Linked DNA regions of Homo sapiens: all the other regions are linked to region 2. The links are chromatin contacts, found by Hi-C or POLR2A ChIA-PET in ENCODE. All regions are on one chromosome and are shown on one strand. Each heading gives the region's core, a stretch centred on a gene start or an enhancer-like site at or near the end of the contact. The rest is flanking DNA. Distances are from core to core; before and after follow the strand shown. Region 1 overlaps BMP6 (bone morphogenetic protein 6). Region 2 holds the start of TXNDC5 (thioredoxin domain containing 5). Region 3 overlaps BLOC1S5-TXNDC5 (BLOC1S5-TXNDC5 readthrough (NMD candidate)). Region 4 overlaps BLOC1S5 (biogenesis of lysosomal organelles complex 1 subunit 5).

The links. Hi-C counts contacts between places; a loop is a spot of excess contacts on that map. ChIA-PET counts read pairs that join two places held with the same protein, here RNA polymerase II (POLR2A). Pooled maps may share reads with other maps.
Region 1: a loop to region 2 is called in a map of esophagus muscularis mucosa, with 4 times the contacts of the local background. The contact joins the enhancer-like site here to the promoter of TXNDC5 in region 2. A Hi-C loop is called at or near these places in 3 of 168 maps with a recorded cell type or tissue (chondrocyte, esophagus muscularis mucosa and prostate gland) and 1 of 50 pooled maps. POLR2A ChIA-PET finds 5 or more read pairs at or near these places in 1 of 52 experiments (MCF 10A).
Region 3: a loop to region 2 is called in a map of endothelial cell of umbilical vein, with 7 times the contacts of the local background. The contact joins the enhancer-like site here to the promoter of TXNDC5 in region 2. A Hi-C loop is called at or near these places in 53 of 168 maps with a recorded cell type or tissue (B cell, CD8-positive, alpha-beta T cell, Caco-2 and 37 more), 37 of 37 single-sample maps with no recorded cell type and 36 of 50 pooled maps. POLR2A ChIA-PET finds 5 or more read pairs at or near these places in 7 of 52 experiments (H1, HepG2, MCF 10A and 4 more).
Region 4: a loop to region 2 is called in a map of naive thymus-derived CD4-positive, alpha-beta T cell, with 9 times the contacts of the local background. The contact joins the enhancer-like site here to the promoter of TXNDC5 in region 2. A Hi-C loop is called at or near these places in 23 of 168 maps with a recorded cell type or tissue (B cell, CD8-positive, alpha-beta T cell, Caco-2 and 15 more), 14 of 37 single-sample maps with no recorded cell type and 29 of 50 pooled maps. POLR2A ChIA-PET finds 5 or more read pairs at or near these places in 6 of 52 experiments (CD4-positive, alpha-beta T cell, HepG2, RWPE1 and 3 more).

What each region holds. Positions count from the first base shown.
Region 1 is chr6:7,785,945-7,789,407 of GRCh38, reverse strand. The region is part of intron 1 of BMP6 (bone morphogenetic protein 6); the gene reads right to left. Among named protein-coding and RNA genes, the nearest start is that of BMP6, 62 kb to the right of the region's middle. Within about 2 kb of position 2,032, at least 3 of the 41 ENCODE cell types and tissues checked have a DNase peak (open chromatin) inside an H3K27ac peak, as active enhancers do.
Region 2 is chr6:7,908,884-7,912,471 of GRCh38, reverse strand. It overlaps TXNDC5 (thioredoxin domain containing 5), which reads left to right and starts at 1,684. Exons shown (of 10, transcript NM_030810.5): 1 at 1,684-1,958. The coding sequence starts at 1,696. All of the region lies in intron 4 of BLOC1S5-TXNDC5 (BLOC1S5-TXNDC5 readthrough (NMD candidate)), which reads left to right. RefSeq lists silencers at 1,400-1,829, 2,200-2,319, 2,520-2,609.
Region 3 is chr6:7,990,654-7,994,102 of GRCh38, reverse strand. All of the region lies in intron 4 of BLOC1S5-TXNDC5 (BLOC1S5-TXNDC5 readthrough (NMD candidate)), which reads left to right. Among named protein-coding and RNA genes, the nearest start is that of BLOC1S5, 72 kb to the left of the region's middle. Within about 2 kb of position 1,762, at least 6 of the 41 ENCODE cell types and tissues checked have a DNase peak (open chromatin) inside an H3K27ac peak, as active enhancers do; they include endothelial cell of umbilical vein, heart right ventricle, sigmoid colon and 1 more, where a contact is called at or near this core.
Region 4 is chr6:8,015,970-8,019,303 of GRCh38, reverse strand. The region is part of intron 4 of BLOC1S5 (biogenesis of lysosomal organelles complex 1 subunit 5); the gene reads left to right. All of the region lies in intron 4 of BLOC1S5-TXNDC5 (BLOC1S5-TXNDC5 readthrough (NMD candidate)), which reads left to right. The region is part of intron 6 of EEF1E1-BLOC1S5 (EEF1E1-BLOC1S5 readthrough (NMD candidate)); the gene reads left to right. Among named protein-coding and RNA genes, the nearest start is that of BLOC1S5, 47 kb to the left of the region's middle. Within about 2 kb of position 1,674, at least 2 of the 41 ENCODE cell types and tissues checked have a DNase peak (open chromatin) inside an H3K27ac peak, as active enhancers do.

The DNA of each region.
Region 1 (3,463 bases), core at 783-3,282, 120 kb after region 2:
CCTTTTCCTCTACATATACGCCTGGTAAGAGTCATGCACTACAAAGATTTTCTGGAGGAGGCACAGGTGTGGTTGATTCTTAAAAGTAGATTACATTTCCAGAACCTCAGTTTCCATATGAACTCCTTCCTGAAACCGATTAGCCTGAGATTGCTCATTCAGTTCTCGTTTCCTCCTCCCCTTTACTGACCAGTGTAGTAAAGCCTTTGGGGAGACGTAGGGCTAGGGGTACAGAATCCCTGCTGTGCGAGATGAACGAGTTCTGAAGGTCTAGCATACAGCATGCTGACTATAGTTAACAACACCGAGGTGATGGATATGTTACTTGATTGTACTGGATATCTTACAATGTATACATAGGCCAATCATCAAGTTGTATACCTTAAACACATACAATTAGTTGTCAACTATACTTCAATAAAGCTGGAGGAAAAAGCTCCTTGGGTTGCCAAATACAAGGAGTAATTTGACAATGCATTCCTGAGGAAGCACCTTGGAGAGCAAAGCACAGAACACTTTAAAAAAAAAAAAAAAAACAGAGATAGGATGGAATAAGGGGTGGGAGGGATCTTATTTCTACCAGGTGACAAACTCACTGCCTTTTCTATCTACGTATCTTAGGAATTTTAGTTCAGAAGCAAGATGATTATTTGAAATGACATGTTAACACATTTACTTAAATTTTAAAAACAAAGTCACTCCTTCTGATTTGCTTCATCCTAAGGACTGGTTTTGCTGCCATTTGTTTTACAATGATGAACATTTTCCAAGTATGAAGGAGAAAAGTCCATAACTTTGACTCTTTGATAATACACTTAAAGCATATATACAGTGTTACAATTCATAGGATATTACACCCTTTAAAACTATCCAAGTTTATTTTTAAAATTCTTTAGTTCTCGGCATAAAAACATACAGAGGGGTCCCCCGTTGTTGAGCCTAGACATAGAAGACAGGATTTGAAGGCAGCCAGTCATTTTCCCCATTGTGTACCAGCACACAATAGCATACACTGTGTTTCTTAAGTTAGTGATGGTATACACATAGTTTGGCTGGAAAGACTGAAGTATGATCCCCAGTTCTTTCCATACAGGATGCATATGATGACTCTTGGTTTCAGCTACAGCCTTAACATGTGGTCTATCACTAATGCCCTCAAATAATTACTACCAAGCCTTTGGCCAAGAACACTTAAAGGTCTAAAGGTAATTGAGCCCCTGACAACATGTTTCCAAGGACTCCATCTTCTTCCAGTGATTCAAGAAATATATTCCAGAGTTGTGCAAAGAATACCCATACCTGAGGGTCTGAACTATTCTTGTAACTAAACATTCATCATCAGTTTCTAATATCTCTAAAGGGTCACATTTATTACATGTGGTGTGAAACTATACTTAAAGTTATATCAGGCTGGGTTGATCGTTTCATCAAAATGACTTGCGTTTCTTTAAAAAAAAAAATCAATCTACCATAGTCAGCAATTCAGAAGGTGAAAAAGTCATGCCAAAAATAAATGCAAACCCACCTATCAGCAAAAAGGAAGGATGGCTCTAGAAAGAAAGTGCCAAGGTCAAGTGAGTTTTTGTGCAAGAAATCTTGTTATTACTATAATGAAAGCCATAAACATTCCATAGGAGTTGAGAGGCAGGAATTCAGGGAAGTTATACTAGTGTCTAGCATTTACTAAATTGAGAATCTTCATGCCAACCTAACACGCAAATATGCTAGAGCTGAATGAGACCATGACCGTTTCAGACAGAGCAGCCACGGCTAAGAAAAAGTGGCCAAGTAGCACACCACACAAAGCAAATGGCACCTTGGTTTGCTAACAGGATTGCAAGCAAATAGATCCCTGCTCTGAGTGAGGAGTCTAACAGATTCCTCTTCGAGCTTTTTTTGCAGCCTGCAACAATTCATCTGTCAAAAAAGTACATGAATGGGAAAAATCCAGTGTCTGAGCCAAGGACTGTGTTGCAACTGTCTAAGATTTTTGAGAGCTGGCCAAACACGCCTTTAAGGATTGTTTTCACTCTCTTGGCTTTGCAGCACCTCATCCCTAAATACTTGATAACTGTTTTAGAGGTGTAGCTCCTTTTCAGACACTGACTCACTCAGGCGCTTCCAGAGAAGTTCACGCATATTTTTCAGTACAGATGGTGTATCTGCATATGTACAACTGGCCAGAAGACAAATCAACACATTTTCCCAAGAGCCGATCAACACTTAGTTATTCAAGGAATGATCTCCCAAACTCTTTACTTCTGTTCCCTCCCTGATACTGCCCTCTTCAATTGGACTTTTACTTCTTCCTAATATCTTTATCAGAAGATTATTGGAAAAGAAACTAAAGGAGGCTGAACTTACACTCGTCACTTTAGTTTAGAGAAATGGCAGCTCTGGGGAAAAGGATCATGAGAAAGAAGGATGTGAAAATCATTACCAGGATTCGGGGATCATCTGTGGATCTTAATTATTCCTGCTCTTCCTACCTCTGAAGGTCAAAGATATTATTGACAGCTGGCTGCTGGGGAAGTTTGAAATGGGACAAACTTGTCAAATTGCTGTGCCCTCAGGGAAACCCTCCCTGCTTTGACCCTGGATTGAGTCACCTGCATGGGGCTTTTCTACCTGATGTTCCGAGGGAGACATACATTATAAGTCAAGTTTTTCCTTCTTCTTTCTGTGTATTCTCATGAAGTGCTAGGGAGGGCTTGTCACTGGGGGCTGTCTGTTCTAGGCTGATTGAATCTACAGTTCTGATCCACATACACAATAGTACTTCTAACTCACAGAACAGCTAAGTCGATGGCCTGCCTGTAGTAACAGGTGCTGGTTGGGAGAATGTCATGGCATAGAATGCAAGGACTTGTACTAAGGAAGCATTGCCAAGGATGTGAGCTGAAAGGTTTCCAGAGGGATTTTATTTAAAAAAAAAAAAAAAAAAAAACAGACTAAAGAAGGGAAAAGCAGCTGTTTGGAAATAAACTGTAAAACATCTGTAGCACACGACCAGAATTCTCTAAGTGTGAGCATGAGGTTTTAAAGGGGCCTCATCTTTCATAAGCAACACTCCAAGCACAAAGCATATGCCACAGGCAGTCAGTCCTCTCCAGTGTTCCCAGTAGTAGAGAGGAGAGGTGTGGTGTGCCCAGATGTGCCATCATGGTGGGACGTCCAGCTTTTCTGGAAGCCACTGAGCACAACTGTCCTTTACCACAGCAAGTCACGGAGAAGGAAAAAAAAATCCAGAGAAAACTTCACTATCAGGAAATCTTTCCTTATTGCAGATGGAGCTTAGAGACCAAAGACGCGTGTACGTGCTTTCCCTCTACTAGGAGGCCGGGGCTTCTGCCTCCTGCATTTTCAAGACTCTTCAGGGGCACATTCGTTAATACAAGGGCAAAGAAACATTCTGCATAGTTTCTCTGGCTTCATTTGCATCACTGCAATAGAATTCAGAGAT
Region 2 (3,588 bases), core at 435-2,934:
CTTCCTGGCTCTGAGGGACTCCAGGTGTGAAAGAATGAGCAGCCAACACTTGAGAGAGCTCCTAGAACTGTGTTTCAGTTAAAAACGAAAGACACTGATGCTGTAAGAGTGTATGGCGATGCTTGTGGGAATTTCCCAACAGCACCGTGGAAGGGTTTGGGAGGTTTGAGGTGTTGGAGAACACAGGGATTAGAGTTTGGCAATAACAGTTATTGGAGAGAATCCCTGGATTTCTAGTGTTGAGTGAGTTTCACAGGGACACAAAGCATGATGCAACCACATCACGGAAGGCCTTGAATGGCTGCCCCAGGCATGACTATTTCACCCCATCGGCCAAGGCCATGGGGACAGTGGTGGCGTTTTGGTCCAAGTTTAAGCAGCAAACTGTCTTGGTCAAAGGCAGGCTTTAGGAAAATTAATTTTCCAGCCATGTGAATGAAAGAGACTCTTAGAAAGCTACTGCAATAGGCCAGGCTTAGTCTCCGTTCAGGGTATGAACACTGAGAATGCTGGAAGGAAATCATGGTTACAGGAAATGCGGTTGAATTTTGAGACACACGGGAAAAGAGCGAGCAATACAAGATGCCTCCCATGTTTCAAGCTTAAGTGGCTGGAAGAACAGACTTTGGAGGGAGATTGATGGTTTTGGTGTTTGGCAACCCATGGTTAAAGGTTCATAAGTGGCTGGGCCTAAGGCGGGAGCAGAATAATGACAGGTGAGACAGTGGGCGCGTCCCCTGTTGCCAAGCCAGGAGTTAACTACCTGGGGCTTCCTGGATTGAGGATAATCAAAGAGCAGGCAGGATCCCGGAGAGCAACCCGGTGATTCTAATTTAGCTTCAGATCCCCGGGGTAGGGCTGGAGCTTTCGATTACCATCTGCTGTAAGGTGTGTGTGCAGGTGCGAGTTATGAGTCGCTGGGCAGGGATGCCTTCGGGCCATTCCACAGGCTGAGTTCAGCCATAGCAGGCGTGCTGTCATTCATTTTAGTAACCGGCATAAATGAGGGCACAGTAGGACCCCAGTCAGTCCTGCTAGGTGCCTTCTTGTCTAGAAGAGGCCGCTTTGACTTTCTTTCCTCTTCATCCCTGAGTTGAGGCCGGGCAGGGGTAACCAGCAAGGGGTTCACTTGGGAAGCGGGTTTCATCACCCCTCTGAGCCCAGGTCGAGAATCACAGTTGAGCTCTGGCCAAGAATCTAACTAATTCAGGTGCAAACCCCACCGTCTTTTGCCCGATTTCCTATATTCTGCTGACAGCAGCTCTCTCCTTCCTTTGGCCTGAAATCGCGGGGTGCTTGTGTGAGCTGAGATTAGCCGAGGCTGACCTGCCCCTCCGTGGCTTCCCGCTGGCCTCATCGTTACTTCGTGTGTTCACCGCCGCTCTGAGCAGAGCGGGCCCCTGGGGAAAGGGGTGCGGGCCTGGGTTGCGGAGGCGCAGGAGCCTCGCGGGATTGGGGCGAGCCGTCCCATGGCGGGAAGGCAGGAGGCCGGACTCGGAAGGCTCTCCCAGACTCGGTCCCTCGCTCCAGCCCTTCCCTGCCGGTGCGCGGAGCCGGGGCTCGGGCGGGTAGCGGTCGCGCGCCGGCGCGGGCGGGCGGGGAGAGGAAGGGGCGCGGCCTCTCCGGGGCGGGGCGCGGGGCGGGCGCTGCGAGGGGACCGGAGGCCGCGGCGAGAGCGCGCCCAGCCCCGCCGCGATGCCCGCGCGCCCAGGACGCCTCCTCCCGCTGCTGGCCCGGCCGGCGGCCCTGACTGCGCTGCTGCTGCTGCTGCTGGGCCATGGCGGCGGCGGGCGCTGGGGCGCCCGGGCCCAGGAGGCGGCGGCGGCGGCGGCGGACGGGCCCCCCGCGGCAGACGGCGAGGACGGACAGGACCCGCACAGCAAGCACCTGTACACGGCCGACATGTTCACGCACGGGATCCAGAGCGCCGCGCACTTCGTCATGTTCTTCGCGCCCTGGTAACGCCGCGCAGGCCGGCGCCCTGCCCCGCACTTGGCGCTTCGCGGGGCGTGGGGCGCTTGGGCGCCGCGGGCGGGGGGTCCCGGGGCCACGTGGACGCCGACGGCTCTGGTCTGCGGCGTGCGTGCTACGGGCGCGGGGCTCGGGGCTCAGGGGTGCGGGGTGTAATACTGGGGGCGCGGGGCCGGGAGCGCGGGGACCCTGCGGGTTCGGGGCTCCGGCTGGCGGGGAGCGGGGGGCGCGGGCGCCGCGGCTCGGGGCCGGGAGCCGGGGACTGCAGGGGACCGAGGGCTTGGGGCTCCGGGTCGGGAGGCGTGAGCTCAGCGGGCCGGGCACTGGCGGCTGACGTGGCGCTCGGCGGCCGGGGCGGTGCGGGAGGAGGGGGCGGACCCCTAGGGGACAGCCGGGAAAAGCCCGCCCTGCGCCGCGCTCCTGAATTCAACCGCCTCTTGCACCTCGGCACCGAGGGAGGGGAAGGTGGGGTCGTCGCCCTTTCGGGCAGCCGGGAGTCCAAATGTCACCCCGCGGTCCCTGCCCAGCGCCCCAAACTTCCTGTGCCGGCCGGACGCGCGGCCTGCCCGTGGGCCACGTGCACTCACCAGAGCGGCCTTGCTGCTGCCGCGGCCACCGGGGTCGGCTGGGACAGACTGCGGGCACGTCCCCTTCCAGAGGCTTTAACTGAAAAATAGAACCCAGGAAGGTGTGGTTTCCCACTTTGTGCGTCTTTTGTGGGATAGGAAGGAGTGGTCCGGGCAGAGGAGGGTTGCTGAGCTACCCCGGGAAGACCAAGGTAGTGCGAATTCTGGAACCCCTCCGCCCCCCTGCAGCTCAGGGTGGATGTAATCTCTGAACGGAGCCCACTGGTCCTCAACTCCAGGCTGTCCTGTCACCTCCCTGCTGCTCTCTCGGGTCCAGGTCACTTGTTATGTGTGAGATCGGAAAAGCCCCTCCGTTGAGCAGATGGTCCCTCTTGCTTTGGTTCTCTGGGCGAGGCTTTGGTGTGGGCCTCGCTGCTGACCTGAGAGACCCTACCCTGGCACTCATCCCACGGAAGAGCTTCCTGTCATTCACACAAGCATGTGCACAGCTTTCCTGCCAGTGCCGGGATGCCCCGAGGAAGGGAAGTGACCACAGGCCAGAGCAGAAAGCCATAATTTTAGGACACAAGACCTTTGAGAGGTTGGAATAGCCTGCAGGTTCTTGTTGCAGAACTTGGTATTCTTCCCCAGAGCTCAGTAGAGGCTCACTTGGGAAAGGGATGTAGGGAGGCATAGAGAAAAGGTACCCTAAGAAAAATGGCCAGTTCAGAAATTGTACCTTTCAAACTGGGAGAAACGTTTTTCTCTTAACCTTGTATTCAGGCTATTACTGCGTTTCAGTTCATTTGGAGTTAAATCAACTTTTAGGGCCACTGTGGGTTTATTAACAATGTGTATATGAAGTACATTATGTTTCACATTCCTAAGAACCAACTGACTCGAATTTTTACAACTCCAATGGTTTAGAAATTACTTTGTAACATAAAACAATCAGGCAGTATTAACAGTTTCTCTTTGTTCGGGAGTATTCTCAGCAACTATTTCAATTAAGTGTACTACTTAATTGGAGCCTATTTCAGTGGAATACATC
Region 3 (3,449 bases), core at 513-3,012, 82 kb before region 2:
ATTAGATGTTAGGGCTTATACAGGTGAGAGTGGTGTTACAGGAGACTGGGCAAAAGGCTTAATGTCAGGACCTGATGGTTACGTAGAGGTCACTGCATCTTGTGTGGTTTTTCAGGCAGAACAGTCATATGATGGAAGATTGTAAAATATTATTAGTTATTTGTTATAGTTAATATATATGTTAGCAAAGAAGTGAGGAAGAGGACTCCTACATACTCCTACATACTCTCAAAGGAGAGTATAAATTGATGTAACCTCTTTGGAGGGCGATCTGAAAATATCTATCAACATTTAAAATGCACATACTGGCTGGTATGTGCTTAACAAGGTATGGCACATACTTGTTAAGATGTGTACAGAGGTCTTTGTTGTAGCTTTTCATATGAGAAAAATACTAGAAACAACATAAATATCCATTAATATGGAACTGGTTAATCAATTGTGTGGTATATTTGAATGGGAATACTATGCAGCCATGAAAAAGGATGGGTTAGCACTAAACATGATAATATGGAATGATCTCCAAGATGTTATTATGTGAAAAAGAAAGATACATTTTAAAAGGAGAAAATGCACACATGCTTGCATTTGGATATTTCTAGAGTGTATACCAGCAGCTGGTACTGATGACTGCCTCAGGGTAGGGTCTGAGGAATCAAGGGTCTGCAGGTCTGCAATGGGAGGGATACTTACTTTTCCTTTTTCTATTTATTGTAGTGCCTAAATCTTTTTTTTTTTTTCGAGATGGAGTCTCGCTCTATCGCCCAGGCTGGAGTGCAGTGGTGCGATCTCGGCTCACTGCAAACTCCATCTCCCAGGTTCACGCCATTCACCGGCTTCAGCCTCCCGAGTAGCTGGGACTACAGGCACCCGCCACCGCGCCCAGCTAATTTTTTGTATTTTTAGTAGAGATGGGGTTTCACTGTGTTAGCCAGGATGGTCTCGATCTGACCTCGTGATCTGCTAGCCTCAGCCTCCCAAAGTGCTGGGATTACAGGCGTGAGCCACTGCACCCAGCCTGTAGTGCCTAAATCTTTTAATCAGGTCCTTGTATTACTTATTCAATTAAAAAAAAGAGCTAGTTAAAAGGAGTTAATTTTAAAAATTACTGTGCAATATGAGCAAAAGAGGTTAGTGGATATTTACATTTCCTAACTGCAAGGAGATAAGGCAAAATGAACAGACTTCTTTTTTCCTTTTCTTTTTTTGCCTCATTCTCTAATGTGAGATCAAGGGGGCACCTGATGGAGTTAAGAACTGGGAAATGAATAAATCAAAGGAAATAGCTTTTTGCACAGCATGTAGCTAGTCTAAGGAATTTACCGCCAGAGGCAGTCATAGAGTCAAATACTGTGGCTGGATTTTTTTTTGGAAGTCTGGTCACTATGACCAGTCATAACATTTGTAGTTATGCAAGAAAAGATAAGGATAATCAAATCTGATGGTGCAGGATGTAAGCTGATCATTGCAAAGGAAGGAATTTCTCCCCAGCCTCCCTTCTTTTTTGGCTTCTCCCAGTGCCTCAGAATAACATTACACAATTAGCTAGGTCTGCTTTGAAGAGTTGACAGTACTTCCTCTGAATCATTAGGTATTATCCACAGCCAAGGGAAGGATTCCAGGCCTGCCAGAGCAGCAAAGCTCAGAACTCTTTTTTTGCACCCAGAGCGATGGCCCCTTCAGTTCCAAGTTCAGCGTTTTGGCAGGACAGCCCTCCTGCTGCTCTGCTCCTCCTGCCATTCCCGGTGAAGAACATGTTCAAAGGGAAATAATGGGTTTCAGCTCTTCTCCCGTTGAGCTGGCACTCTCGTATAAACAACAAACCCAAGATTATTGAGGGACTGAATAGATGTTCAGGAAATAATTCATGCTTTTTTCTCTTTCTCTTTCCTTCTTTGGCTCTGACTAGTAATGAATCCCTCCACCAGGGGGTAGACAGAAGACATAAAAGAAACCAGCACTGACCAATCTCATTTAGGCCCCAGTAACAGGTTTCATATTGTTCTAGGTCTCATTCATCCAAATAACCCAAGAAATACTGCACCCATTTACTGTCTTATATTTTAAGATCAAGAGTAGGATGTATCAAATTGACTTCGATTTGAGCAAGTAAGTAGAGTGTAGAATAGTATAGTATGTCAACATGAGCCAGATAAATTGCATTAACTAAAATCTACTGCAGATGAGGCCATTCTGTTTCTCCATGTGACTAGTTCAAAGGCAAAACTTTAGTCACATAAATGAGAGGACCTTCTTTTTTAAAAGTTTCTCCCCCATGTTATGGAAGCTGGCAACAGGCAGGCAGGGTATGTCTGTGTGCATGTATATGCATGCAGGGTGAATGCCCTTCCCTTTTCTGTCAGCCAACAGCTGGATGACTCCAAGACAACACAGTCAGTGATCCCAGGTCCATCTGGTGGCCACACACAGGGGCACGGCCTCTTGCTTGTCCCACAGACAAGATTCAAAACAGTCACCCAAACACCCAAAGTTCCAGGAGAAAATTTGTATCATTTTTGTTTGGCTAAATTATGTCTTTAAAAGTTCCAACAGAATTTTTAAAAATATCTCTTATTACATTTAATTATAATTTTAAAATAATTTCTTTGCTACTCAAACTCATCGACACCATGTACAACCTTACCTTTGAAGCTTTTTAGGAGACCCATTTCACTTCCAGCATTGTCCAGTAGAACTTTCTGCAGTGGGGGAAGTGTTCTTTATCTGTGTTGTCCAATATGGTAGCCACTAGCCGTATGTAACTATTGAGTACTCGGAATGTGGCTAATGTGTCTAAGGAACTGAATGTTTAATGTGACTTAATTTTCATTGACTTATAAGCAACAATGCCACCTGAACTTTAGCATTTCTTATATCCTCAGCCCATTTTTACTTTAGCATCCTAGCAAACATTCAGAAGTGACATGGTCATTTTCTTCCTTCTGGGATGGAGCGTTGGCTCTCTTTATTGTCATTAAGATCTTTGAAAGCAATAAGAAGATATAATTAGCCGGGCATGGTGGCTCACGCCTGTAATCTCAGCACTTTGGGAGGCCAAGGAGGGTGGATCACCTGAGGTCAGGAGTTCAAGACCAGCCTGGCCAACATGGTGAAACCCCATCTCTACTAAAAATGCAAAAAATTAGCCGGGCCTGGTGGTGCGCGCTTGTAATCCCAGCTACTTGGGGGGCTGAGGCAGGATAATCTCTTGAACCTAGGAGGTGGAGGTTGCAGTGAGTCGAGACTATGCCATTGCACTCCAGCCTGGACAACAAGACCAAGACTAGTCTCAAAAAAAAAAAAAAAAAAAAAAGAAGAAGATGTAATTTTTCTGTTTTCACACAGTTTTAGGAAAAGTGACACAGACTTGTCATTATGCAAAGGCTACGGTTTTTACTCAAATCCTGTCATGGGGCCTGTGTTGATACCTAATATCCCAATGGTAACCT
Region 4 (3,334 bases), core at 425-2,924, 110 kb before region 2:
GGAGGGAAACTCCATCTCAAAAAAAAAAAAAAAAGTAAGAATGCCTAGCAGTTACTATTACAAGTGGGAAACTAGGAAACGATAGCGTGGAGTGACTGTAAGAACTTCTTGATAAGGGAGCAAAACTAGATTTTTATTTGGATTTGGAAGTTGTCATCTTTTAGCTTATTTTCACTCGGCCTACAAGGCCAATAAGCGATATGCCTGATGTGAACAGGCTACTTGAATATGTTTGTCTTTATTCATAATATTCTGAAACTACACAATAGAAATACTGATCTTTGGCAGTATCTTATTCACTAATATATTGCAGCGTCTTAAAGACTGTTCTTGTAGCCAAATGGTTAATAATGGTTACATCCAGGATTAAATTGAATCTAGGAATGGAGGGGAAAGTCTCTTGCTCTTGAGTTGTCTCTATTGTTTGAATTATTACAATAATCTGTTGCTAAAAGTAAATTATTAAAATTAAAGAACAGAAACTGAAATGGCAAGGGGATAAAAGTGGAGTGATCTGCCTTCTAGATGCTTCGCTTGTGATTTGTATAATATTTACCTTTTATTAAGTTCCTCAGGCACTGAGCTAGGAACTTGACATGTTCTACCTGTAGTCTTTATAAATATTATTTATGGATGCGGAGTATTTATTTTCCTCATTTTAAAGTTAAAGAAACTTTAAGTTGCTCAGCATCATGCAACTAGTGACAGGTAGACCAGAATTTGAAGCGAGGTTGGTATGCCTGCCAAAGCTCCGTTTTTCTTTATTGGGCTGTACTGGATAAAATGCGTTCTGGTTGGGAAGGGGAACACGGGCTGTTGCCTGGTGATCCACATCACAAGGTCAGCTGAGCCAATGATGACTTTCCATTTACAAAGAAATGAACAAATTAAATAACATCTGAGTATGCATGTTTAACATTCTCTGTATTTATTAAAACACAACTAAAGCTAAATATCATTTTGATGAAGTTTATCTGCATTTTTTCTTTTTCTAGTCTGACTGTGGCTTTTCTCTTAGACTGTAACAGTTTTTGCAAAAGTTCCATCAGAAGATTTAATAAACTCTTCATGCATCTTTTGGAGAGTTCTAATCTATAAGGCTGAAAAGTTAAAAAGTAACGCATTGGATTTTGTTTAACCTGTTTAACCAATTTATTGGATGAGTAAACTCCTCCCTAATCCTCTCTCCCTACCACTGTAATATCTGTTCAGATCCCAAGTGTCCGTAGGACATATTTTAGAGCAAAGTTTGACTGACATTTTAGAAGAATGTTCGACCAAGAATTTTCAATTGGAAAGAAGTTGACGTGAGTCTGAAGTTGAACAGTCTTGGTGCTGGGGAGCTTCAGATCAGCCTAGCAAAAAGACTCTCAGAAGACCGTTTGTCTTGTGAAAGGGATTTTTAGCTACCTACGTAAAACTTCCTCTGGAAAGATCTGATTTGCACTCTGTGATAGAAAAGGCGTAGGTTTGGGTGTCAGAAAGACCTAAATTTGAATCTACAACCAAGCTATTAGGTGAGTGACCATGGAGGATAAAAGTGTCCTTAAGCCTTAATTTCTTTGTCTGTAAAATGAGAATAATGTCGTCTTAAAGGAGAGGCTTTTAGAAGTAGCTATGCAAAACAACTAGCAGAAGTTTGCATTTCATGGGTACTTAGAGCACATTGGCTTATTCAGCCCTTCATCCTGTTTGTCATCCTGACCCAAATGAGAGAGAAAATAGAACAGGAAGAACGTGATGAACAGCCTGAAGATGGTCTCTTTTTCCTAGTAGCTGTTTTTCTGGTGGCTGACATCTGAGTTAACCAGCATCTGAGTACGCTGCGTGTCCCTTTTTCATTCAAGTGCTGGAATTAACATGCCAAAATTAACAGTGACTTCGGGTGCTTTGTAGGTGTGTGTGTGTGTGTGTGTGTTTGTTTTTGAGACGGAGTCTCGCTCTGTTACCCAGGCTGGAGTTCAGTGGTGCAGTCTCGGCTCACTGCAACCTCCGCCTCTCAGGTTCAAGCAATTCGAACTTCTAGGTTTTTCTAGTTTGCATATCCCAGTTTTTGTTTGTTTAATAGAACCTAATCTGTATCAAAACTTAACTGCTAATGACATACATGTAGAATAGTTGAAATAGGGATATAAAGTTATTTTTTCATACTCTATTTAGATTTTTATTGTACGTATTCAAAGTTAATCATTGAAATTGTACTTTGGAAGGGGGGAGAAAACTAAATTCATACCTTTTTTATTTATACAGCATTTTATCTATATTACTGTGGTGCTAGAAAGAAAAAGAAAAAACCTTTCATCCTTATATAGCAATATTAAGGAACATCTCAAGAACTGAGACATTTGACACAGATGTTTGAGATGTTGATTTGCTTTAAGGACTAGAACTGACCCAGAGGAGATTTCTTTTTTTTTTTTTTTTTTTGAGATAGAGTATCACTGTCACCCAGGCTGGAGTGCAATGGCGTGCTCATCTCACTGCAACCTCTGTCTCCTGGGTTCAAGCAGTTCTTCCGCCTCAGTTTCCCGAGTAGCTGGGATCACAGGCCCTGGGATCACAGGTGCACGCCACCACACCGGCTAATTTTTATATTTTTAGTAGAGACGGGGTTCTGCCATGTTGGCCAGACTGGACTTGAACTCCTGACCTCAGGTGATCTGCCCGCCTCAGCTTCCCAAAATGCTGGGATTACAGGTGCGAGCCACTCTGCCCATCCCAGAAGAGATTTCTCGAGTTCTCTTCTAGTGACTAATAATTTATGATTCTTTCTAATGCACTTAAAAATATTTTATGTAAGACATTTTGATTTCTTACAGCAATGATTCTTTTAGCATATATTTTTTTAAAATTGGTTTTAAAATATCTGCAGTGAAATGGGATTTGAGGAGAAATAGAAATATGAAAAAATACTTGGATTGTGTTTGATTTTATCATGTGAAGATACTAGACGCTTTAAAAAAAATTTTTTTTTTTTTGAGACGGAGTCTCACTCTGTCACCCAGGCTAGAGTGCAGTGGTGCCATCTCAGCTCACTGCAACCTCTGCCTTCTGGGTTCAGGCGATTCTTCCACCTCAGCCTCCCGAGTAGCTGGAACTACAGCCATGTGCCACCACGCCCAGCTAATTTTTGTATTTTTAGTAGAGACGGAGTTTTGCCATGTTGGCCAGGCTGGTCTCAAACTCCTTACTTGAGGTGATCCACCGGCTTCGGCCTCCCAGAATGCTGGGATTACAGGCATTAGCCACTGTGCCCAGCCCACTTTTAAAATTTAAGAAATGAGAATATCCATGTTTAATTTTAATGAGAGAAGCCTTAGATGTTTCTAATGTG